Linked DNA regions of Mus musculus: regions 1, 2, 3 and 4 are each linked to region 5. Evidence: chromatin loops called from intact Hi-C (ENCODE). Cell type or tissue: heart. All regions are shown on one strand.

The links. Peaks named below come from ENCODE experiments on the same cell type or tissue, not always from the same donor. Only the 100,000 strongest peaks of a DNase experiment are listed, where the experiment ranks them.
Region 1: it touches region 5 in a loop (9-fold over the local background); 25 of 42 quality-filtered maps call a loop at or near these places.
Region 2: a loop joins it to region 5, with 6 times the contacts of the local background. A loop is called at or near these places in 28 of 42 quality-filtered maps.
Region 3: it touches region 5 in a loop (4-fold over the local background); 21 of 42 quality-filtered maps call a loop at or near these places.
Region 4: a loop joins it to region 5, with 9 times the contacts of the local background. A loop is called at or near these places in 6 of 42 quality-filtered maps.

What each region holds. Positions count from the first base shown.
Region 1 is chr1:165,964,878-165,969,877 of GRCm38, reverse strand. The region is part of intron 1 of Pou2f1 (POU domain, class 2, transcription factor 1); the gene reads left to right. Among named protein-coding and RNA genes, the nearest start is that of Pou2f1, 35 kb to the left of the region's middle. In heart, a CTCF peak has its summit at 2,649; no DNase peak of the experiment used is centred here.
Region 2 is chr1:165,856,328-165,861,327 of GRCm38, reverse strand. It overlaps Cd247 (CD247 antigen), which reads right to left. Exons shown (of 8, transcript NM_001113391.2): 3 at 4,872-4,928; 4 at 3,832-3,912; 5 at 2,850-2,885; 6 at 2,053-2,109; 7 at 1,504-1,539; 8 at 1-324. The coding sequence ends at 259. Among named protein-coding and RNA genes, the nearest start is that of Gm32999, 9.7 kb to the right of the region's middle. In heart, a CTCF peak has its summit at 2,722 (motif pointing right); a DNase peak (open chromatin) is centred at 727; H3K27ac peaks cover 1,219 bases; H3K27me3 peaks cover 1,012 bases.
Region 3 is chr1:166,357,908-166,362,907 of GRCm38, reverse strand. No RefSeq gene overlaps it. Among named protein-coding and RNA genes, the nearest start is that of Tada1, 19 kb to the left of the region's middle. In heart, a CTCF peak has its summit at 2,543 (motif pointing right); a DNase peak (open chromatin) is centred at 2,547.
Region 4 is chr1:165,889,762-165,894,761 of GRCm38, reverse strand. Pou2f1 (POU domain, class 2, transcription factor 1) reads left to right here. Exons shown (of 16, transcript NM_198932.3): 13 at 2,847-2,952. Among named protein-coding and RNA genes, the nearest start is that of Gm32999, 43 kb to the right of the region's middle. In heart, a CTCF peak has its summit at 2,831 (motif pointing right); no DNase peak of the experiment used is centred here.
Region 5 is chr1:165,777,729-165,782,728 of GRCm38, reverse strand. It overlaps a transcript of Cd247 not described here. Among named protein-coding and RNA genes, the nearest start is that of Cd247, 8.5 kb to the left of the region's middle. In heart, CTCF peaks have their summits at 2,057 and 2,725; a DNase peak (open chromatin) is centred at 1,818; H3K4me3 peaks cover 1,293 bases; H3K27ac peaks cover 1,078 bases; H3K27me3 peaks cover 122 bases.

The sequences.
Region 1 (5,000 bases), 190 kb before region 5:
GTCTACTTGTCTGTCTCTATACCAGAAGATGGAGAAGAGTGTTTACAAAACAATGACACAGGTGATGCTTCATAGACATAGTAATATACTCAACTCTCTGCTAGTATAGAAATCATGTGTGACCACACCTAGTTAGATAAAATAATTTTGTTGAGAGTTTTGTTAATAGTGTATTCTTAGTATGTAGAAAACTGCATGTACCAGGCAGTCAGTGGCTCATAGCTGAGTGAATGAGTGGAGTAAAAGCTGAGGGGACAGGGAAAACACAGTCTGGATAGGAAAGGCTTGGTAGTTGAAGTAGTTAGAAAAGATGTGGAGAAGCCGTGGGTTTAAGACAGAATTTGTAAGAAAAACTAATAGGATAGTTGACAGTGATAAAGTAATTTTGTTTATCTGTTGTGCCCCAAGCTCAGTATTTCCTTAAACTACCATGTTAGTAATTAGATAAGAGACCTTGTTCAGTGTAGTGAAGGCTAGTGAGAATTTAGTAAGTATTCAGCTGCTGAAAATATTTGTATAAGGTTTGGGTTTTTTCTGTTTTGTTGTTTTGTTTGTTTGATTTTTGTCCTGGGGAGGATTGTACTCACAGGCTCAAGCGTGTCAGGGAGTGCATTACTGACTGAGATATGGTCTTAGCTCTTGATGTATACTGTTTTGTTTTGCATTTTTGGAGTCATGGTCTCATGCTGTAGGCCAGGAAACCCCTGTGTAGTTAACAGGCTGGTCTCAGACTTGGCAGCGCTCTCCTAACCTCAGCCTCTTGGGTGTTAGGTCTCTAGCATGAGCTCTCATGTTGGTTTCCTTGTCTACTTAAAAATAGGACTATGATGCCTGTCAAGGTGGCTCTGTGTTAAGAGTGTTTGCTGAAAAGACTGATGACCTGAGTTCAATTCCTTCCACCTGGTGGAAGGAGAAAAGTGACTGTTGCAAGTTGTCACATGCAAAGGACACACACTAAATGAATAAACAAGTAAAATACGTTTAAATTTAAATGGGGTTTGTGAGATAGCTTGTTGAAGTACCCTGTGATGTGGTTCCTACCTAGGCACAAATTTTGTTCATCCCGTTCTTCCCAGGGAGAGGCAATGATCAGACACTCTCTTGTAAATACCCTAGAGTGAACAGACCTGTCCACTTTTCTTTCCCAAAGAGAATTGCCTTGTTCAAAAAGTCTGTAGTGCTGCATTTGAGAATTAGAGTTAGTGGTGTTAACGTCTACACATGTGAACCCTAAAATAACCATATCCATATCCATTCAAAGAGTGATTCGAAGTGGTTGTTTTCTTTCTCTCAACTTTTGTTTTTTGAAATTAAAATTACACCATTTTCTTCCCTCAGACTCCTCCCATGCACCTTTTGTGCTCTCCCAAATTCATGGCCTTTCCCTTTAATGTTTTTTTCATTTGTTTTAGACAATTTTTGGTCTATAACTGACCTACTTCCATGTACATGCACATAAGTCTAGCTGAAAAACATCCTTTCAAAATAGCTATTTTGGAAAGGGCATACAGTGTTTTAATTTTGCCTGTTATTACAGTTGCCTTTGAGATAGTGCAAAGTTTTAAGTTTTAAGTCTACTCACTGGTACTAGGAGTTGATTGTGGCTTCTGAATACACTGTGTAGTGTAATGTGATTGGGCATTAATTAAATAAGTATCAACTATAAAGTAAGATTTTATAAAATTGTAGCTGACTTTAAAGTAGTTTAAAAGTACTACTTTTACAACATCTCAGCAAATATTGGGAATATGTACACATGTACACATTTTCAGGTAATTTATCAGATGTCAAATTTTAAAAGAGTATATAGTATTAGGAAAACAAAATGATAATATTAGAAGTTACTTTAGCACAACTTTGGGAGAACAGTGTAATACATTGAATTTGAAATGTTTGCACTGTTTAACTGAAATCCGTTATCACTAGTCATTTGTTTATAGAATTAGTTTAAGCTATCAGGGAAAGATATATAAACAGTACTACTTCTTGAAGCTCGGATGTTAGTGGAAGTAGAAATAATTCAATAGAGCATAATATGTTGTTTTAACACACCAGAAATGAGAGCTATGTGTATGATGACTTCTTTTTTTAAAAAGGAGATGTAAAATACATGTATGGCATAAGATGAAAATTTATGTATCTAAGTCACATGTATCAGGAAAACCTGGGAAAGTAAATACTAAATGTAACAGGAATAGGACAGTTTCTTATGTTTTAGACTTATCTGGTTGTTTTATGCTGAGTATCTTTCAAAAACAGTAACCAAATCTATTTTAAAGCCAGACATTATTATCGAATCACTTTATAGCTGTCTTTTTCCTTTTTAAAAAAATTATTTTTAGTTAAGTGTATGTGTGTGGGTTTGTGCCTGTGAGTGCAGGTGTGCACAGAGGTCAGAGGCAGTGGAGCTCTTGGGGCTGGAGTTTAGGTGGTTGTGAAGTCTATGTGCCAAGCTCCTCATTAGCCTCATACAACTATGTTTTTTATTGCTTTAAGCTGACTTTTGTCGTACAAACCAGAGTTATTTATATTTTTGATTAGCCAACGATTCCTAGGACTTGTGATTTCTTGCTCAGTTATTTTTTCATGCCTTCAAGATGACAATCAGTTGATGTTTTTTAGTCTGTTAGCCTTGACTGCACACTTCATCCTGTAGGTGGTGCTCGTGGTTTTTGGTGTTCTTTTGTGCTACTTCTATCTCAACATTTTCCTAATCTGGGAAATCATTTAATACCCACTGTTGTTAATAGAATGCTTATCTTTTATGTAACTCTTGAAAAATCAGTATTTACTATTTAAAGAAATATTTGTAGCAGAAAATAATCTGTATTAAATTTTTTTTTGTAGAGTTTATTTTGCATTTTACTTGTCTACTTAACTACTTAGTGTAATATTGGAAATTTTTATTTTAATTCTGAATTTTACTAGCCAACTCCTCAAAATTCCCCAAGTCTAGCAGAACTAAATTATCACAATGAGTTCTTTTTTAAGTCCTCCCTTCCCTTCTCTTTGTGTGTGACTCTCACTCTTCTCTCTCCCTTTTTTCTCATCTGTCAAGTTCAAGAGCAGCTCAGATGCCATGAATTAAGTGAAGCACAAAAGAGAGAAAGGAGACCCTTTTGAAGAACAAAGGCCTCCCATTAGGCTGCCATGTTCTTTTCTGACCAAAAGTGCACCCTGCATGGTTCCTATTGTTGTCCACATGCCCTGCACATACGGTAAATACAGTAGATCCTCATTACCTCACGTTTTCCTCCCCTTCCTCCTATGCCACACACAACCAGTGCAGCTTTAGGTCTTTGATATCTTTAGGCATTCTTAATACAGATGCTTTATATCCTTTTAAAAACTACAGGGGAAGAAATGGAAGTGGAGAACAGGCACACCAAGTAAAACCCCACAAGAAGGGAAAATTAGCTGTTAGATAAGCTGCAACCCAAGAGCCAGGGCAGGTGGAGGAACCAAAGACTTATGGTGTTATTCTGCTCTGTGCTAGTTAGCATCCTGGCTTTTAAAGTTACAACTTTGATTTATATGGACTATGGATTAGTTATTCTTCTCTTTGTCCATGCGACAGAACAGACAAGCGGGACAAATTGAGTTGCTGAGTGCAGTCTTTAAATGAGAGCTTGTTGGTAATCTGCATGCTTGCCTTTGCTGTCATGTACGTGACTTATCCATAGGTTCATTGCTCTGTTTTCATTGGAAATGAACTGCATTACCTATAGGTTACTACTCGTGTTCTCATTGGAATTGAACTGAATTATCTGTAGGTTTATTATTCTTGTGTTTTCATTAGAATTGACCTAAATCTTCTATAGGTTTGTTATTCTGTATTTTCATTGGAATTGAACTGTGGACTGGGGGAAAAAAAGTTTTAAGTGGTAAATAGAGTAAACTGTGCAGAGCTTGGTTGTTTACATTTTTTTGAGGCAGGGTCTCATGTAGCTCACATTGGCTTTGAACTCACGCTGTAGCTGAGGATGACCCGGATACCTGATGTACCTTTACTTCCTAGTTGCCAAGGTTATAGATGTGTGCAGCAACCCTACCTGGCCAGAAGTTGCTGAAAGTTCATGTTGTATGCATTTGAGATTAGTCTGTACAGTTGTTTTAATGTTGCTGGAAACGCCCGTGGTACTTAACTTACAAAGGAGTGTGTGGTTCTTGATATTTGCTCACAGTTAACTATGGAGGAAAAGACTGTCATTACCAAGCATGTCGAAGTAGCTAAAGGCCTCCTTATTGTACAGCAAACATGGAGTCCTGACGACTAGAGGTTTGGGTATTGGTTTTATTTTTATTCTTTGAAAGAAATTTGACAGTTTTTTGGTATTGTTAAGGAGAAAAGAGATGGAAAGAATGCCAGAGGAGAAAGGATGTACTTTTACTGTAATTTTAAATAAAAACATTTGTTTTGATGTAGGAAAGAGTGAGAACCGACCTTTCGGCAGCATGTGCTTTCTTTCTGTAAGACTGAGCTGACGACAAGCAGTTTGTGGCAGCGCTTACAGGCTGTCTTGAACTCACTGTGGATTATGGGGCTGCCCTTTTAGGATTATAGATATGATTTAGTGAGGTTAAAAAGAACATTAAATAAACCTTTTCTAGAAATAGTGACATTTTATTTTGAAATTTTCATGAGATGAAATTGATGTTCTGGCTTCTTTTTCTACTTGACATTCATATTAAAAATACCTAACATTTAACTTTTTTTGCCCTAAAATTTTTTCACTAATATTGAAACCTGGCTTAATGCGTGTGATTGTAATTGTGTGTGTGTGTGTGTGTGTGTGTGTTTGAGAGAGAGAGAGAGAGAGAGAGAGAGAGAGAGAGAGAGAGAGAGAGAGAGAAGGAGAGAGAAATATTTGAAAAAAATGTGTTTGAGAGAGAGAGAGAAATATTTGAAAAAAATATTTGACCTTACTTAGATGCTTTTTAGGAATAATGAATAGTTTCATGTTTTGAGGGTACAGTAGTCAGCAAGAATCCTTCAGATT
Region 2 (5,000 bases), 79 kb before region 5:
CAAGGAGAGGAGCCTGCCAGAAGACCCAAGAGCAGGGCTGGGGTGGAAGAGCAAGGGTGGCTCTCCCTTTAGAGAGTCCAGGGATGACGTTCTGTGTTCAGTGCTCTGGAACTGAAGAAGACAAATGTGGCAAGTGAGAGAACCATCCTCGTCATGAAATGGTGGCTGGGAAATGAATAAACTGAGGGGGGCTTTGTCCTCTGTCCTTCACAAGTGACATCAGCAGGTGAAGCCCGTGAGGGAGAAATGCCCTGGCTGTTAGCGAGGGGCCAGGGTCTGCATATGCAGGGCATCATAGGTGTCCTTGGTGGCAGTGCTGAGACCCTGGTGAAAGCAAGTGACAGAAGGGTGAACAGGAGCTCACAGGTACAAGCTTACTCTCTGTAGCTCATCCACGGTCCCTTCAGGAGCCCAAGAGGATCCCTTCACGTCCCAGGTGGGAATCTTGCCTGAGAATGCTGACAGAAAGATTGGTTCTTTGTCCTGCTACAAATGACTCAAGCAAGTCTTTTCCCAGCTTGATTCTCTACTTTTCTCAACTCAGACACCGTGCCCTGCAGCACACAGGGCCCATCAGATTCCCATCTGACCAAAGAGGAAGGTGGCTTCCCCATGTCACACACTGAGCTGGGACCCAGGAGGTGCCAGACAATGTGCTACCTGGACCCACAGAGAGTCTGGACTAGTCACAGGGAAAGTGGTCCCTCTTTAACTCAGTCCTTCTCCGGGAGCTTCCGGGCTCTGGCCACTGTGGAATGTATATTCAGGCAAAGCTGGCCCCAGTCTGGCTGGACAGCCTCTTCCTCCCTATCCCAGCAACAGGAAATATGAAGTCACTAGGGAGCCCTTTTTAGGAAAGTAGGGTCTCTGCACGTTGTTTGCATAAATTACATAAACCAGGCACCTGATTACAATGTTTTCCTTTTGAAAGGTCCTTTTGATGTCTTTTTTTTTTTTATTCAATCTTTCTGCCCACTTTTTGTTTGTTTGTTTGTTTGTTTTTCGAGACAGGGTTTCTCTGTATAGCCCTGGCTGTCCTGGAACTCACTCTGTAGACCAGGCTAGCCTCGAACTCAGAAATCCGCCTGTCTCTGCCTCCCAAGTGCTGGGATTAAAGGCATGGACCACCACTGCCCAGCCTTTCTGCCCACTCTTAGTCTTGCAATTGGGGAGGGGGGAGCAGAACTAAGCTAGCCCAGGAGGCAAAGGAAACAGTCAGCTGTAGAGAATCCTTTACGTTTCTTGCCTGCACCTCTTGGGGCTCCCTTCCCACCTCCCTAGATAGCTGCTTTTGTCTGCTATATACAAATGATGTGTCGCTTCCACAGCTGAGTCCCAACCAAGCTGTAGAGCCATAGTGGCCGTGGAGTGACCTCCAGTCCACTTGTGTGCCCTGGGCTTGCGTGTCCTGTCTGTTGACAAAGGCCTGTGCCACCAGCAGACTACAGTAGCTTCAGCTCTACCCCTTTTGTGCCGCCCAGGGTGGGCGCCGGCCACTCTCACCTGGTAAAGGCCATCGTGCCCCTTGCCTCTCCGCCTCTGAAAGGAGATTAGAGAGGAAGAGAGTCAGTTGTAGCACCCTTGCTCAACTGCCCCTACTCAAGGGATCAGAAGGGACGGCTTCCTAACCAGCAACCCCTCTCCCTGGTAGAGCATTGCCCAGGGCCCCATACTCAGAACTCAATGCTCTAGCCTAGATATTTTCAAGTTCTTACAAAATCATCAATAAACAAGGGGCCATACACTTTCATTCCCCCCCCCCCCGGGACCCCATGTCAGCACGCAGTAAGCACACAACAGTACTATATAAACAGCGACACTACTTGAAAAGGTTCGATCCGCTTCCAGCAGGGCTTAGCACAGGCTCTAGGTTTGCCTTTGAGACCTGACACCTCAGTCCATCCTTAGTCCCATGTACTGTCCGGCAGTACCTATGCTCATGGCTGCCGTCACATGGGCTTGTCTTAGTTGAAGGAGGAATGGATGGGAAAGGAAGACTTCGTACCAGAAGGAACCTGCCTGCCTAGGGCTTCAAGGAAGAGCAGCGCTCACCTCGCCTTTTGTGCCGATCTCACTGTAGGCTTCTGCCATCTTGTCTTTCTGCAGTGCCTACAGGAAGAGAAGAGGTGACACATTCTCTTCTTAACCAACACAGAGAGAGCATTCCCTCAGAAGCCTCCGGGTGCCCAGGCTGCCAGGCTCCAGTTGCCAGGGCTCCACGCCTTAGGCATACAAACATTGCTGCCCACAACCCTGACTTTGAAATCTTCCCTGATCTACCGGATCTATACATTGAGCGATTCACATTAGATGCAGGAAAATGGGATTTAGAACTGTAAACCAAGACAGGGAGATTGGACAATATAAGGGCTCAGGGGGAGCAAAGAGTCATTTATTTGAACAAGCCATCTCTTCATAGCTGATACCACAGGCTGTGGATCAGCCAATCGCAGTGCTATACCAACAGCGGCAAGGAGCACCTTGGTGGTCTGAAACTAGTTTCACACCACTGTGGTGGGGGTGAACTTTACAATGAGAGAAAGTGTTCAGAATACTCCAGCCCTCGGGATGAGCGTCCTCTCAAGACAAGCCGGCTCCACACTCCTACCCAGCGTAGCCTGCAGCTTCTGCCCAGTTCCCCAAGCACAGGCTCAGGGCCCACAGAACAGCAAGAAAAAGGCAGAGGAAATGAGGTGCTGTGACCCTGCCCAGCATAAGAGGATGTTCTAAAGCTACCAGCAGGTGGCACATGGCCACCCAGGGAAGGCATGGACTAGCCTGGACAGAAAGCACCTCTGCCAGCCCTCTTCCATCTGTCTAGGGTGAATGGTGAACTCTCCCATACTTACATTGTATACGCCTTCCTGGGGGTTCCTCCTCCTCTGCTGGGGAATAGAAAGGCGCAGAGATGAGCTTGAGAGAATCCAGGCTGGCAAGTGTAATGACCTCATGCTGCCTGGCCTGCTACCCCCTGCCCTATGGCTCAGCTATCAATCTCCATATTGCCCAAGCCTTGCTCAGGTCGCCCTTGGTCCGTCCCACACACCTCTGGGCAGGGACTCTACAATGCATACCTACCACACTTCATACTCCCACCTGGACATGTCTTAGGCTGCTGGTGATCTCTCAGCCCCCTTGCTCTCTCACGCCCTCACACGCACCATAAACAGAGACACGGGCTGGGTCACCTCATTCAGAGGCAGCCAGTCAGTGCTCTTCAGTGTTTCTGTGTTTCTGTGGCCACTCTTTGCCCTTCCCCATACCCTCCGGGTCCCGTGGAGAAGAGCTGAGGCTGGAGACTGAAATAGGAATGAGGAATTTTATTTCTTGCCATGCCCTCTAGCAACACCTAGGACTAAGAGGTCAGGGCCAAGTGGGCATGTCTGACCAGAAGCATTGAGGACACTGGGTAGCTTTGAGTAGCACTGACCTTACACTGGGATTTTTGTCCTGAGTCCTGCTATTAAGAGGCCTCTCGTGCATCGGAGGAGTCCCCCATCCCTTCCCCTCCCTACAGGGCACAGGCCCCTGGAGCCTGATGTGGCCATGTTCTAGAGGGGTATTCAGAATCCAGAATGCCTTCTCCACAGGCTTAGCCCTTCCTGTGTGTATCTTGACATCGTGTTGGCTAAGGCGCAGTAGAGGGGAGATGGACGTGAAGGCAAGGACGATCTGAGTACTGAGGTTCCTTCTGACGCAGAATGGAACCAAGAAGAAAGGGAAGGCACAACAGCAAGTGTCTGTCATCCTCTTGTCCCAGGCCAGAGTCCAATGCCCACCTGCTGCTATAGCCTCGAAGCCCACACACTCAGAAGCGGAGGAGCGCCCTACCTGTTTGCCTCCCATCTCTGGATCCCGAGCCCGCTTCTTCTCCAAGACGTCATATTCCTCTCTTCGCCCTAGATTGAGCTCCTAGAAGAGGAAACAGGACCTTGAGGAGAATGGGGTCACATTGACCAAAACTGGAGTTGGTTTCCCACCCGGTGGCTCAAAAAGAAACAAAGCAGCATAGGGGAAGTGAGGTATGTGGGTGGGGAAGGCACTGGCCTCTGCCTAAAGATCTGAGTTCAATCCCCAGGGCCCACATGGCAAAAGAGAAGTCCTCTGACCTTTATGTGTGCATCACGGTACACATACACACACACAAAGCACAATAAAAAGCAAATGTAATTTTTACATTTTATGTGTGTTATGTGTATGTGTGTGTGCCTGATGTATGCCTGTGCACCACATGCCTGCAGAAGAGGCATCAGATCCCCTGGGCTTGAGTTACAGATATTTGTGAGCCAGTAGGTGCAAGGCTGGGGGCAAGGCTGCGTCCTCTGCAAGAACACCAAGCACCCTTCACTATCTCTCCAGTTAAAGCATGGATCAAGGCAAGAAAGGTGGTGGGAACTGCTTCATCTTCAAGCTAGCGCCTCAGAAAACACCTGCTACCTTGCTGGCACATGGTGGGAACCCCCAAGTCACCATGTGCTGATCTAATAGGGTTAATGATACACTTTCATTAGCATGCGAAATGGAGGCACCTAGAGGGGAATCTCACAGACCAGAGCCCCACTGCGTTTCTGTGGGACCCTTCCCTCTGTGCTGTGGCCTCTTGCCTTTGCAAAATTGCTAGTGACTGAAAGTTCTCCTGAGGCAGGGCCATGCCATGCATCTCATTCTTAAAGCTCCTCGTCCTCATAGCAGCACTGAGGGGCAAGCAGGATTCCGCTCCAGTCAGGATTAGAAACCTGAGGCTCAAAGGCTTGCCACCCAGCCACCAGGCCAATAGCTTTGGACCAGACCTACAGCTTAACCTGACCTTGAAGTTTCCCTAGGTCCTAGGACAAGGCTTTCCAAGAAGGTCTGCAGAAGGGGGAACTTACATTGTAGAGCTGGTTGGGGTCCTGCAGGTTGGCAGCAGTCTCTGCACTCCTGCTGAACTGCAACAGAGCAGAGAGAATCAGAGCTCAGCACCACCTCCAAGGGGCCATCGGACTGGCTATAGTGCAGAG
Region 3 (5,000 bases), 580 kb before region 5:
ACACTCGCCTTGCACTGGTTAGGCTACGTGCCAGTATCCCATGTGGCTTGGATACTAGAAGCTGGCTAGGAGCAAAGAGGGAATGAAGAAAGGATAGACACACATACAGTAATGCCTGGGTCCTGATGGATTTCCATACTGTTGAAGGCTAGAAGTCTAAAATCAAGAGGCTAGGAAATTTGGTTTCTGTGAGAGCTCTGTTCCCCCTGTTTGTTGATTTATCGTCTTCCTGTGCCCTAGCTTTTCCTCAGTGAATTCTCAAGAGGAGAGAGGGAGAGGAGAGGGAGAGAGAGAGAGGGAGAGAGGGAGAGAGAGAGGGGGAGAGAGAGAGAGAGAGAGAGAGAGAGAGAGAGAGAGAGAGAGAGAGAGAGAGAATTCCTAGGAGTCAGTGCTGTCCTCCCACCATGGAATCCAACTATCAAACTCAAGTTTCCAGGCTTGTAATTTATCCATGGAGCCATCTTGCCCACCTAAGTCATGATGCTTTCACACATTATTAATTAGTAATATTAAACCAGTCTTAGTCTGCACTCCTATGAGATGATAGACTCAAGAGTGTGTGTATGATTATTTTTTTAAGGACACTGTGCTGGTTGGACTTTTGTCAACTTACATCAAACCTAGAGATGTCTAGAAAGAGAAACCTCCATTGAAAAATGTCTGCATCAGATTGCCTATAGGCATATCTGTACGACATTTTCTTGATTAATGATTGATATAGGAGGGAGGTCCCAGCCTGTCGTGGATAGTGCCACTCCTGGGCAGGTGCTTCTGGGGGGGATATAAGAAAGCAGACTGAGCAATCCATGAGGAGCAAGGCTTTAAGCAGCATTTCTCCATGGTTTCTGCTTCAGTTCCTGTAGGGGGCACAGAAAAAGTGTGAGCACAGTCTGTAATGTTAAGCACACAGGGTTGTTCCTCCAAGGGAAGGAAAGCAAAACCTGTTATCCACACAGAAGGCCAGGAACAGACATGTTTACTACCCTAGTGACCTAGGCTCTACTGTGTGGCTAGAGACTCTTCCAGCACCGGACCTTCCCCAGACCCTTTGCATAAATTTGTTTTTCTCGGTAAATCTGTCGAACCTGCCTTGATGGATTTTACAAAGAGTTTCAATGTAGTCCTGTCTGATCTGTATTTAGTTTACTTTGCTCCTTAAAGAAATGTATGTATGTGTATATTTTGTTGTGGACACAGGATTGAGTTAATTATCAGCAGAATAAATTTTTTTTTTTTTACCAAATTTATGCTGTGCTTAAATGTGCCTAAAATAAATTAGGGGTCAAACTTTCCTGCTAGCCCAAGGGTAATGGACCAGTGAGCATGGGCTGATGTCTCCAAAACTGTGAGACAAAAATCATATTTGGCTTTTAAGTATGAGGTGTTTGGTGCAGTATCAGAAAGCTGATTAATACACAAATTGTAAGCACAGACCCTTTGGTCTCCCTAGACAAATTCTGTGAAGTCAATCTCAAAAGCATCTTTCTGTCCTGCTTCTCACTATGGGAGCCTGGCAGCCAGCACCTCCTTGGTCCTACCTGGGAGTAAAAACACCACCATCTGCAGTGAAGCTGAGCAGATGGCTTCAGGAGCTCCAGGGAAAGGGAAAGTTGTCCCTGGATGTGATAATGAATGATATTTATGAGACCTTTAAAAAACCTGTTTCAAGTGTGCGTTATTAAACTGCACCTGTTGGGAAAGAGCCCTTTCCTGCCTCTGCAACCTTTGCAGCGAGCTAAAACTGGAATCTGGAGGAAGCAGTAAACACTGTGAGCATTGCTTACCATGTGGCTGGGAGCTACAAGGTGCTACACGTGCCCTGTGTGGTGATGGCCACTCATTCAGAAGGCATTTGGCACTGTGGCAGGGGCTTGGGGGATGTCCCAAGCTTTCAAACTGGCACGGGAATTGCTCGTAATGTGGGGAGACTCTGCTGGAAGCAGAATGAGCTTCTAAAATCACCTCCCAGAGAAGAAAAAAACAAAACAAAACAAAAACAAAAACAAAACAAACAAACAAACAAAAAACCAAAAAAACCCTTGTTGGCCTAGAAAAATGAATCGCTATCTGGTGTTCCCAAGGAAAATCTGACCTTGGGGAAGAAACCTGGGAAATGAGGTTTACAAGATTTGGTCAAGGCTCATTGGCCAAAATCGGGGTGGGGGTGGGGCAGTTTGCTGCCTGGAGTCACAGCTGTGATTACCCCGACCAGCGTTACCATCCACCTGCTCCTGAGTTTACTGTGTCCTTGGGAGCTGGGATTGCCCCAGAACAGGAGTCAGTCTTACATCTCGCATTGCCTTACTGCATGATTTGTTTTTTTTTTAATTGGGTTGCTTCTATACAGAGGTCTTCTGCGATGTTTATTATATTGTCTGCCAAAAAGAAAAAGCTGTCCTGAGGCAGGAGTTAGGAGGTTAGCAGGTATTTCCTAAAAGGACTGGCAGAGACAAACCGTTTCCTGGTCCACAGTCCAGTGCTGGATAAACAGGAGACTTCAGGCACACGGCTCCGACTAGGCTAGCTGCTCGGCGGCCACCAGGGGGCGATGCTTCCTCACCTTTGCTCCAGGCTGTTCAGCCGCTAGCCAGAATCATAGCTCTCAGAAGCCAAATGGCTCCAAGGGCCACCAGGCGTCTCAGCTGAGACTCTAGGAAGCCCTGGCCTTTGGACACATCAGACAATCCAAAGATGATTTTTTTTTTTTTAGTCTTTCCAAAAGTAACATTTCTAAACTTGTACTCAAAACTGAATTCTGCAGGAAGAAATCAAACAATTATTTGTATTTGGGAACAACCTGGAATCGGCTTTAGTCAGCTGAGTGATGAAGACAGGGGAGGCCTTACATATGTTGTCCCTCATGGTGGTGGGAAATAGCAGAAACCTTTGAGAGGGCTCCTTCTCACCAGGCCCATGAATAATGATAACAGGTACTGAATGCCTACCTAAAGCCCGAGCCATGCATTGCTCCCGTTAACCCAAACTGTACCACACTGGATTTAAATTCTGTTCTCTTATGTTCCATCACGTTTAGTTGCCCAGGGTTACAGAATGACTGACAGACACAAGGTGGGGTGTCGCGCCTGCTCTCGACCAGCAAGAACGATGCGACCACCAGTCCTTCTAACAGCAGTTTATTCAGTCTTCATCTTTCTTCTTTCTCTTCATCAGTACCGTTCCCCAGCTGAAGAGTTCTGAATCCACGCCAGATCCTTCTCAACAGTCTGTTTTACGGGAACCTTTATTAACCGCTCCTTCCCAGTGATGCAGTTCTGAATCCTCCCTGTAGCAGGGGGTCTTCGCTCATGCCTGAAGATGTTTCTTTTCCCGGGTTTCAGCACCAACTGTCGCGCGCGCCCCCAACAGGCCAGGAAGAACGACGCTGCTACAGGATCCTTCTGCACACGTTTATTCAGTCCTGTTTCTTCTTTCTCTATATATCTCCCTTGTTTATATCTCCCCTGTTTATATCTCCCTTGTTTTTATATCTCCCCTGCTTATATCTCCCTTGTTTATATCTCCCAATAATAACAATCCTCTCTAGAATAACAATCCTCCCTCTAACCCGGGCCTCTCACTCTTTTATACTCTCAGTTCCCATCCACACACAGCAGGCCACGCCACCTCACCAGGCACGCAGCTTCAGCTAATCAGGGCAGCAGGGGCAAATCTCCACCAAATTGGATTCACCTGTATCCTGGTACACCTGCGCAGCACTCAAGATGTTTGTGTCTTGTGTGAGGAAGTCAGGTGCAAGTCATATGACTTAGCTGCAGTCCCTGGCGCCTTTGGGACTGCCGCCACACCCGCTCCCCACAATTCCCCCTTTTTTCTTTTTTGGCAGAGAGAATGTCTGTAGATAGCCCCCAGCAGCCATGCCCCTTACCCGTCCTTGGGTGACAAACAGCATTGGTTTGATCCCTGTCTTAGGTTGGTGACATGCCCAGGGAGTCTTATCACTGACTACCTCTTAATCATGCCAAGCCACTCCTGGGGAGATTGTGTTTTGCTTGTGGCAGGTGCATCAAAAGGCCAGGATGTTGATTAATCTATGGCCAGATCTTAATTGCTGCAAGCAAGCCTCATGGGTGAAGGTAGAGGTCTGATCCCCAGTGTGCAAGCATAGGGGCCCTACACAAAACCATCCCTTAGGCTCATCACCCAGAGAGGTCTTGGCCAGCTCCCGTGTCATTTTTCCTGAGGGAAGGGAACTAGGACACTGAACCTTCATGCAATCAGACATGCCTTCCACAGGATGCCAACAGCAAGCTATCCTCTGTGCAGTGCTTAGCCTCGCACCCCACGGCATAACGCAGCATAATTTCTTTTAGAGCGGCAAACCGAATCTGAGGAGATTGTCCCGCCTCCACTGCAGCAAAAGCCTATGCTACCATGGCGAAAGTGCGGGCCGCACACTCTGCACCTAACACATGTGCCAAACACAAAACACACACACACTATAACAAGCATACATCCCAGGGCTCTCATCCCCGCTCATCTTCCCTGAAGCAAGGGATAGATGGCCAGAGGGGCTATATCTTTAAGGGAAATTCAGGGATCAAAAAGGCATGGAAAAATGTGAACGTCATGTCGAGCTGGTATCGGCTTCTGGAACACTGAAAGGATCTCCCATCTTGGCTCCATCGTTTGTGCTTGTGGGACCATCCACCACATCCACAGGGGCAACTGGATCAGGAGCCTCATTCTTGCAGCGTCTCACCAACCTCTCCAGCACCCAAAGAGGTTCCGTCTGGTCCTGTGGAAACACACAAACAGACCCTCTCGCCCACATCAACACCTGATCTGGTCGATCCTCTCCAAATCTCCGGACAGAAGGTCCACCTACAGGTGGCTGCTGAGGAGGCATAGGGAGGAGGCGCAGAAGCTAATTCGCCTTCCTCCTCCGCCTCAGCTCTTTTATTTTGTCCTTTCTGTCCACCTGATAACACTGTGTCTCCTTTCTTTTTCCTTTTTCTTTTTAAGCCCTTTTCCTCTTCTGA
Region 4 (5,000 bases), 110 kb before region 5:
TTAGAAAAGAACACATTTCATTTCAGCTTAGGGTTTCAGAGGCTGGGTTCATGGTAGTGATGCAAAGGAACAGCAGCGAGCTCACATTTAGATCTTCAAGTGGTAGCAAAAATTCTGGGAATGGAATAAGCTTTTGAATTCTCAAAGCCCACCCCCCAGTGACACACCTCCTCCAACAAGGCCACACCTCCTCATCCTTCCCAACCGTCCATCAACTGGATTTAAACATATATGCCTTTGCAATTATCCTGATTCAAGCTACAACTTTGAAGGAAGTGTGTGTGTGTGTGTGTGTGTGTGTGTGTGTGAGAGAGAGAGAGAGAGAGAGATACATGTTAAATAAATACATAAAAATGTCTACTTTAAATATTTTCAAAATTATAAAATCTGTCATTGTGAACTGAAGAATTTACTGCTTTCCTTTATTTCTGGAAGTAAACAATTTGAAGTCTTTTGTGTTCTTTTGGATTTTCATCTGTGGCTAATAAGGTTCCACTGTAGCTATAATGACTCCTGAAAATAATGTGTCCCTTTATTACCGTTCAGTCCTGAAACCCATTTTAGTAAACTTACATGATTAAGTGACAGTAAATTTTCAAGGATGAATAGTCAATCTCAAATCTTCACTCTTGGACAGTAGGTCAGCCTTCATATAGACCCTTATTTAGTCACTTCTGCCATTTGCATTAGAACATTATTCCTACATGGAAGAGACATGCTGTGGTCATGGGACTTAACTTTTCTTCCTTTTAGAATAATTGTAGATCACTGTCATGCTGCCAGACAGGCTTCAAAAGAAGGCTAATAATGCACTTATGTTCCTTTTGTTCTTGTTGCTCTGCTTCTATTTTATTTTAATGTTATTCCATGCTGCAACCTCTTTCCCTTTCCACTTAGTTCTTTGAGAAAGGTTTTCTCTGTGTATCCTTAGCTGATCTGAAACTCACTATGTACACCCAACTAGTCTGGAACTCACAGAAATCTCATGGCCTCTGCTTCCCAAGTGCTGGAATTAGAGGCATGTAGTGCCATACCTGGCTCTACAAAGTTGTTTATTTTTAATAATTAATTTTATTTTATGTACATTAGTAGTCTACCTACTGCATGTCTGTCTGTGTGAGGGTGTCAGAACCCTTGATACTAGAATTACAGTTGTGAGCTGCCTTGTGAGTGCTGGGAATTGAACCCAGGTCCTTTGGTTAAGAATATTCAGTGCTCTTCATCACCGAGCCATCTCTCTAGCCCCTCACAAAGGTTTTCTTTAAACTAAAAGGTTATGGGTTATTAAGTGGGAATGCTTTAATCATAAAATTTATGTCGTAACAAATCATAGCCATTAGATAACAGTTCTGTGTAGGTGATTGTTTTGTTTTGGAGGCTTAACTGTCATAGAAAGAGGGCAGGGTCTTATAAAACTGTAAAATATTTATTACAATAGTTCAAAAAATGCAAGATTGTTTTTAAAATCTTTTTCACTAGAGCTTGGAAGTATTGGGGCACATACTCTCTTTTTTATTAGTTCTTTGAGAACGTGAATATATTTTAGTTGTATTTTCCCCTTTCCCAACTCCTGCAGCTCCAAGTACACACGTACACACACACACACACACACACACACACACACTTGTCCCTTTTTTATTTTTTACCCATCAAGCCCACATTCCTGCATGTGTGGCCATCCACTAAGGTGTGACTGACTTACCAATGGCCACAACCTAAAACTGACTCTCCTGCTCCCAGCAGGTTCCAGTGCCAATAATTCCACAGCTAGGACGTGAACACCACCTCCCCGCTTCATGCTGGGATTCTGACTGGCTGGAGCTTGTGTGGGTTATGCGTACTGTCATAATCACTGTCAGGTCCTATGTGCGTGCTCTGCTGGGTCAGAAAAACTGCTCATCTACCTTCCCTAGCTCTTAAAACCATTCCTCCCCATCTTCTGCAGTGATTCCTAAACCTGAGGGAAAATGGGTATGATAGAGAGTCCCCTTTTAGGGCTGAGCATTCCTTAGTCCCCTGTTCTATGCACCATAAACAGTTGTGAGCCTATGTTAACCGCTTCAAAAAGGAGCTTCTCTGATGAAAGTCGAGAGGTGCACTAATCTACAATGTTGAATCTTTAGAGCTAGTTTAACATGTCCATTTAGCAGAGTAATACTAAGTTCTCGCCTTGGGCTTATGATCTGTCTAGCCACAGGTCCCTGGCCCCAGTAACGGTACACACTTTTAATCTCAGGTCTCAGGAGGAAGAAGCAGGTAGATGTTTGTATTGGAGACCAGCCTGGTTAAAACTGAGTTCTAGACCGGCCATAGCTACATAGTAAGGTTGTCTTTTTGTTTGGTTTGGTTTGGTTTTCGAAACAGTTTCTCTGTGTAGCACTGGCTTTCCTGAAACGCTCTGTAGACCAGGCTGCCCTTAAGTTCAAAGATTGTCTGCCTTTGCCTCCCAAGTGTTAGGATTAAATGGTAGTACCACTACACCTAGCTATAAGAGTGTAAGTCAGCCAGTTGGTGGTGGCACACAACCACCAGCACTTGGGAGGCTGAGGCAGGCAGATCTCTGAACTCAAGGATATCCAGGGCTACCCAGAGCAGCCCTGTTTCTAAAAAACCAATAAATAAATGGATGGGTGGGTGGGTGGGTAGGTGGGTAGATTCTCCCACAAAATCAAAAATAAAAACAATATAAGCTCTAATGCTATCAGATAGTTGTCTTGTTTAGGTGATATTTATGTTTAGGTATTGTTCTAGCTTATTTATAGTCTGTCTGACTAAACATTATTCAAATTTAAAAACTATTCAAGTTCTGATTATGCTATGTACATTTTTTCTTGTCTCACCTCTAGGTGGCAACCACTCCAAGCCTTGTGACAAGCAGTACGGCAACTACCCTCACAGTCAACCCTGTCCTCCCTTTAACCAGTGCTGCTGTGACTAATCTCTCTCTTACAGGTAAGCAGCAACCAGCTTACAGGCTAGTAAGCACAGTGCCAGTCAGGTTTCTGTGGAGAACTGCTAGGTCATGAAGGTTCTACGACCTAAGATGTGAGTTGGTTGTGGGGTGTTGTTTGTTTGTTTGTTTGCTTACTGTATGACTATGGCTCTAGGGAGGTTGCTGTGTGAACATAATCATAAGGACTAGAGTTCATATACAAAGTACACATTTAGACCCAAGTGGGCTTAGCAGCCCATCCATAACCCAGTGCTAGGGAAGCAGAGGAAGGGGCTCCCCAGAACAAACTGGGCTAACCAGATTGGCATGTTCCAGATTCAGTAAGAGACCCTGCCTTGATAACAGGGAATAAGCAAGGAGGACACTTATATCAATTTCAGGCCTCCACATGGACCTTACTACATACATGGCAACATATATGCTCCAACTCCATCACTTCGTGTTCATTCGTTCTCTCTCTCTCTCTCTCTCTCTCTCTCTCTCTCTCTCTCTCTCTCTCTCTCTCCCCTCCCCCCTCCCCCCTCCCCCTTCGTGTGTGTGTGTGTGTGTGTGTGTGTGTGTGTGTGTGTGTGTGTGTACCTGACCTTGAGCTGGGCACGTTAGTATTCACTTTTTTTTTTTTTTAAGACTGAGCCCTGGCTGACCTCCTGAGTGGACCACTCACTATGCAGACCAGCCTGGCTTTGAACTTAGATCCCATCTGCTTCTACCTTCTGAGTGCTAGGATTAAAGGTGTGTGTCACAACACCCAAACCCAGCTAAAAAAAAAGTATAAAAAGTTTTAAATCTGTTACCAAACTTTTAAAACACCTCCTTGGGGCTGGAGAGCTGGCTCAGCAGTTAAGAGCTCTAGCTGCTCTTTAGAGGACCTGAGTTCAATTCCCAGCAACCATGTGGTGGCTCACAACCATCTATAAGGGGATCTGATGCCCTCTTCTGCCCTGCGGATGTATATGCAGCAGAGCACTCATACATTAAATAAAGTAGAGAACTTCAGACCAATTTCCCTTATGAATATCGATGCAAAAATCCTCACTAAAGTTCTCGCTAACTGAATCCAAGAACACATCAAAACAATCATCCATCCTAACCAAGTAGGTTTCATCTCAGGGATGCAGAGATGGTTCAATATATGGAAATCCATCAACGTAATCCAGTATATAAACAAACTCAAAGACAAAAACCACATGATCATCTCGTTAGATGCTGAGAAAAACATTTGACAAAATCCAACACCCATTCATGATAAAAGTCTTGGAAAGATCAGGAATTCAAGGCCCATACCTAAACATGATAAAAGCAATCTACAGCAAACCAGTAGCCAACATCAAAGTAAATGGTGAGAAGCTGGAAGCAATCCCACTAAAATCAGGGACTAGACAAGGCTGCCCACTTTCTCCCTACCTATTCAACATTGTACTTGAAGTCCTAGCCAGAGAGCAATTAGACAACAAAAGGAGATCAGGGGGATACAAATTGGAAAGGAAGAAGTCAAAATATCACTTTTTGCAGATAATATGATAGTATATATAAGTGACCCTAAAAATTCCACCAAAGAACTCCTAAGCCTGATAAACAGCTTCAATGAAGTAGCTGGATATAAAATTAACTCAAACAAGTCAATGGCCTTTCTGTACACAAAGGATAAACAGGCTGAGAAAGAAATTAGGGAAACAACACCCTTCTCAATAGTCAGTCACAAATAATATAAAATACCTTGGCAAGACTCTAAGGAAGTGAAAGATCTGTATGATAAGAACTTCAAGTCTCTGAAGAAAGAAATTAAAGAAGATCTCAGAAGATGGAAAGATCTCCCATGTTCATGAATTGGCAGGATCAACATTGTAAAAATGGCTATCTTGCCAAAAGCAATCTACAGATTCAATGCAATCCCCATCAAAATTCCAACTCAATTCTTCAACGAATTAGAAAGAGCAATCTGCAAATTCTTCTGGAATAACAAAAAACCTAGGATAGCAAAAACTCTTCTCAAGGATAAAAGAACCTCTGGTGGAATCACCATGCCTGACCTAAAGCTGTACTACAG
Region 5 (5,000 bases):
GGCCCCGCTCCATGGGTTTTTTCCATTTTATGAAAGCTGACTTTGAATGTGCAGTTTGCACTTGAAGTGCTCTTGATGTTACAGACACTGAAAACATAGTCACGGAAGCTGTGACTGACCTGGGTCCATTTTACTCCGAAGCTAATTTTAGTTCTCCCTTCTCTCAAAAGACCAATTAAAGCACATTATTTTTTTAAAAAATCTGTGAAATCTTGTGGAGGAAAAGCATACCCAAGGTCCAAACACACCAATAAACATAATAAAGGAAGAAATAATGTTAGAACATTGCACAAAGAGATAGAACAAAAATGTCTTCAATAATCTTTGTGAAAGATAGCAAACAGAAGCAGGATTGTGGATAATATCACCCGAGGACTATCAGGAGATAAGTTGAGCGATTGATTGGCAGCCCAACACTTTCAACTGGAAATCAGCCCGTCCTGTCTTCCATGTGAATGTCATTTTCACATGTTGTCACTTTAGTCTTTTTAGATGACCCAGGAAGACAGCCATTGCGGATGTGCACGTTCCATTTTATAGTTAAGGAAATTGAAATTTTACCTGCTATCCCAAAGCTGGCAAGTGGCCAACTCAAGACCGGAAGTCACGTGTCCTGGGTGGTGGTGCATCACGGTAGCGGGAAGACTTGGGGTGTAGAGTGGCAGGCTTGGGTGAGAAAGGACCCCACTAACTGGCTTTTTGTCCCGAACTTGCTGACCACGTCCAACTTCCTGCGTAGCTTTTATCCATTTTACCCACGCAGCTGTGTATTGAAGAATGGACAGCTTGCTTCCTGGCAGTTTTTCTGCATCATACGTCTGTATACCGAGGATGCTGTGGAAAGTCGGCTCCCTTCACATACTCCAGGGGAGGTCGGAACTGTCATCACTATCTGGGAAAGGGATGCCAGGGGATTATTAAATGCTTAGTCGAAGAAGCTCTGGCAAGAATCTTCTAGAAATGATGGGAGCTGAGAACGGACATGCACGGTCTCTGATGAGGGGGGGACTGAAAAAAGGAGGTTGTGGACAAGTCCTATGGGAGCGTAGACCACACCGGAGTAGGGACCTGTCCACTTCCTCTTCTTTGTAGTTCTTTCTTGACTCAAAGTGCCTGCCTCGTCTTCCTTATGAACAGATAGCCCCGGCTTCAGTGACTGGTTCAGCCTCAGAAGCTCAGAGGTAGCTAAGCAAAGGAGAAGTCATTGAGATGAGAAAACTCTAAGCCTGAGACCCCGGGGAACCTGAGGAACCAGTTACCACATCTTGCGAGGAGGGGATCTCTTCAGTTCCCCACCTCTGGCCTGGCTTTGTTTTCATGCTCAGTTCTGATTCTCCCAGAAGGTCTTACCCTCGGCTAGTGCCACAGACCTATTGGTTTTAAGAGAGATGGGATCTGGTCCCAGCCTCATCCGTTACTTACTGTGTGACTTTGAACAAAACAAACCAAGAAACTCACTCTCCCTCTACAGGCCTCTGCGTGTCCCCTGAAGGGGCTGAAGTCTCTGGCCTCCACAAACTGGTTTCGGGTTGGACCCTGTATCTGAGGATAATTTTTCTTGGCCGGTTCACTGCCATCAGCTGGCACCTTCCTTGACCTGAGCCACCGGGTGAACTTCCTGCATGGAGAATCAAGCACAGAGTCTGAAGGTTCTACCCAATCCCATGACGCTGGAGAGTTTTTTACTTCGCGTGCGTCACTTTTTTTTTCAATCCCCAAAAGGGAGACTAGATCCGCTCACCCGTGCGGTGTGAGGAGGCTGCTAGAAGTCCTTGCTGAGCCAGCCTTGCCTCCTGGAGAGCCGCACAAACAGGTCCCCAGCAGAGATCGCTTGCTCTGCCAATAATCCCAGAGCTCCACTTCTGGATACTGCTAGATACACTTGGCCTTTCCTTAGGATGGTCATTTCCTTAAAGGGACGGAAAGATGTCGCTAAGAGGGACCCAACTCCAGCAGAGCAGAGAGACTGCTAGCGATAGGACTAACTTCTCCCATCCTGGGGAGAGGGGGTCGAAGGGCCGCCCCAGTTAGCACCTGCGCGCGGCTCCACAGCGACCTCCAGCGGCCATCATGTCAAACTGCAGCTCCCAAGTTTTTTGTTTTTTGTTTTTTTGTTTTTTGTTTTTTTGCCGCCCCCTCCCTCCCCCACGCTCTAGGGTTGGCAGTCTAGCCTCTCAAGTCAGACCCCGGAATCCCAGACCGAGTCTCTATAGGCTCCTCTTCCATAGTACTCACAGTGAGGGTGCGTGTCACCAAAGCACACACAACAGTTGGAACTCTCCCACGGCTACCGCATCACTTCCTAGATGTCGGGTTCCAAGGTTCTGCGCTGGTCTTACATTCTGTGTAAGGACTTCAGGCCATTCACAACCTGATTGACAACTGAACAAAAGTCATTATCTAGCCCAATCCTGGACTTAACCCTGGTGATCTCAGGCTAAGCGATTGGGTTGAGATTTGAACACAGTCTGGCTTCAGAGCTCACAGGACTTATCTCCCCCTGCCCTCCCGCAACACAACACACACACACACACACACACACACACACACACACACACACACCATCAAAGATGTCAAAGACCTATTTGTGAAAACCTAGCTTTTTTAAACACATGGCCCTCCCTGTGTGTGTGTGTTTTCCTTCCACACTACAAACCTTTAAAAACAAAACACGAGGCAATGCATTTCTTTAAAGGATCCACAGGGACCTCTAGCGTTGCATTCTTGAATCAAAACTATAGGATCTGATACGGAAATGTGAGGACAACCTCAAACCAGCTCTTTGGGTAACTAACCTCTTCCATAAAATTAAAAAAAAAAAATCAAAAAATCACGTGTGCCTCACCTGTTTCTTGGTCTTGTAACTAGACTTAGAAAAAGAGCACCACGCATAAAATTAAATGCATTGAAGCTGTGACTCTTACTTCAAAAAGTACTAACATTATCAATTGGCATATGAAGTAAAGAAACAGGACTTGCCTATCTAGTATTTACTGAGTGTTCACTCTCTAAGGTAGCCTCCTATGTGTTTTTTATGTGTTAGTTTAGAAAAATAAACTATTTTAAGGAAGGCTCTCACTATGTAGACCAGGCTGACCCTGAACCCACGATTCTTCTGCCTCAGCCTTCAGTGTGCTGGGTAACTTGGATTCTTTCTACAAATAAGGAGGAAGGGATTGTATTATCCTCCATTTGGTGGCTGAAAACTCGGTTGCTCCCTCATCAGATGGCACTTGTTCAATGAGAACCACCCAGCTAAGGCTGAAACCAGCATTTGAACCTAGGCCCATGGCAGAGCCAGAACACTTGACTTTGAAATTAACTCTCCTTCTGCAAGGCTGCCTTCGGAAGGCTCACAGAGAGGATGCTGTTGGGACTCCCAATGCATGATGGTTTCTTCTCTGTTATCCCTAAGAGCAACCAACTGCAGGCAGGGTGCAAAATGATTTGAGTTTTGCTAATTTGTTCCTTGTCCTATGAAGTATTGTCCTTTACAGATGTACCAACATAGCTCAAAGAAATAAAGAGACAGATTCAAGACAACATGTCGTCTGCCCAGATCTGGTCAAGAATTGGGGCTCCTGCAGTCTATGTTCCTAACCTTAGGTGAGCTATGCCCTGCTAAGCTGTTTCACGGGCCCCACCATGGCCCTATGTGAGGACCTTCCTCCCTCGGCCCAAGGCTCCCCTGTCTTATTGGACTTCTCTAGGATTCTATGCACAGGTTCAAAAGCATGCAGCATAGGAAATGTCCACCCAACACAGACTCTGTCAGTCCAGAGTGCCTGTGTGGTTTTAGATGGGACTTCCAGTTTTTAAAATGGCTAGAAATATGTTTCTGTCTATGGCAGCTTGATCAAAATCAGGCAAAGATGAATCCAGGGTATGCAGACCATTAACAGATGACCCTTGGTGACCAAATAAGGAGTGTGTGCTAACTGACCTCAGTACATAGATATAACATGTTGGACTACCACTCTCAGAAGAAACTGATTTGTTCAATTGCCCTGCAATCATCCACCAAATATTTCTCTTTTATTTTTTTAAAATTGCATTTAGTGTATGTGTGCTTGCATGTGTATGTGATATAGATAGATAGATAGATAGATAGATAGATAGATAGATAGACAGACAGATAGATAGACAGACAGATAGGTGTTTATCTGTGTGTCTGTGTGCATGCCACCACACACACATAGGATAGATGCCAAGAAAGCCAACTAAGAGTTTATTGTGGAAGGACTGGAGACTTCAGCTAAGTAAAGTGAGTGCATATTATAAACACCCTCCAGAGTTTGAGTCTATGAGAATCTATGAGATTTTGGTTAATATTAGTGCTAAAGGCCTAAGCTGCAGATTACAGAGGGTCTCTGGACTAGACTGCCCACAGATTGCAAACAAGTTTAATGGGGAAGCCTAACTTAAATGTCTGTCCCTGCTGTGGAGAGATCTGTGTGTAGATTCGGGCTCACACATCAATTAAAAAAGCTAAATATGAGTTGGGATTGCCATGAAGAAAGAGAAGAACATTCTACACAAAGCGCATTCCAGGCAGATTGAAGAATTGAGGGTGAAAAAAACAGAAAAATGGAAGAAAGCCCAAACTAGCATTTACCAAAGTTCTCAAAGGCAAAGAAATAAATTTCAAGAAAAATAAATATGTTAAGAGGGAAATATTCAATTATGTAAATTTCCTTTGTGGAAAAATTTAAATCTACTGATATTAAAAACAATTTAAAGGGAAAACAGTTCTTACCAGGTGTCGACAACAAAAATTATTTACTGAAATAAATACATAATATTCACTAAAATCAATTTTTAAAAATTATCCCCAAGGGCTGGGTGGAAGGGTGTATACTTGGATGAGAAGGACCCTGGGTCCCACCCCGAGAGCCACCAGGAGGGAAATTAAAGTGATTCTCAGGACCACTGAACAACTAGCATAAGCTGACAATTCACAAAGAAGAAAAACAGCTGGCAGAACACCTTAAGAACTTTTA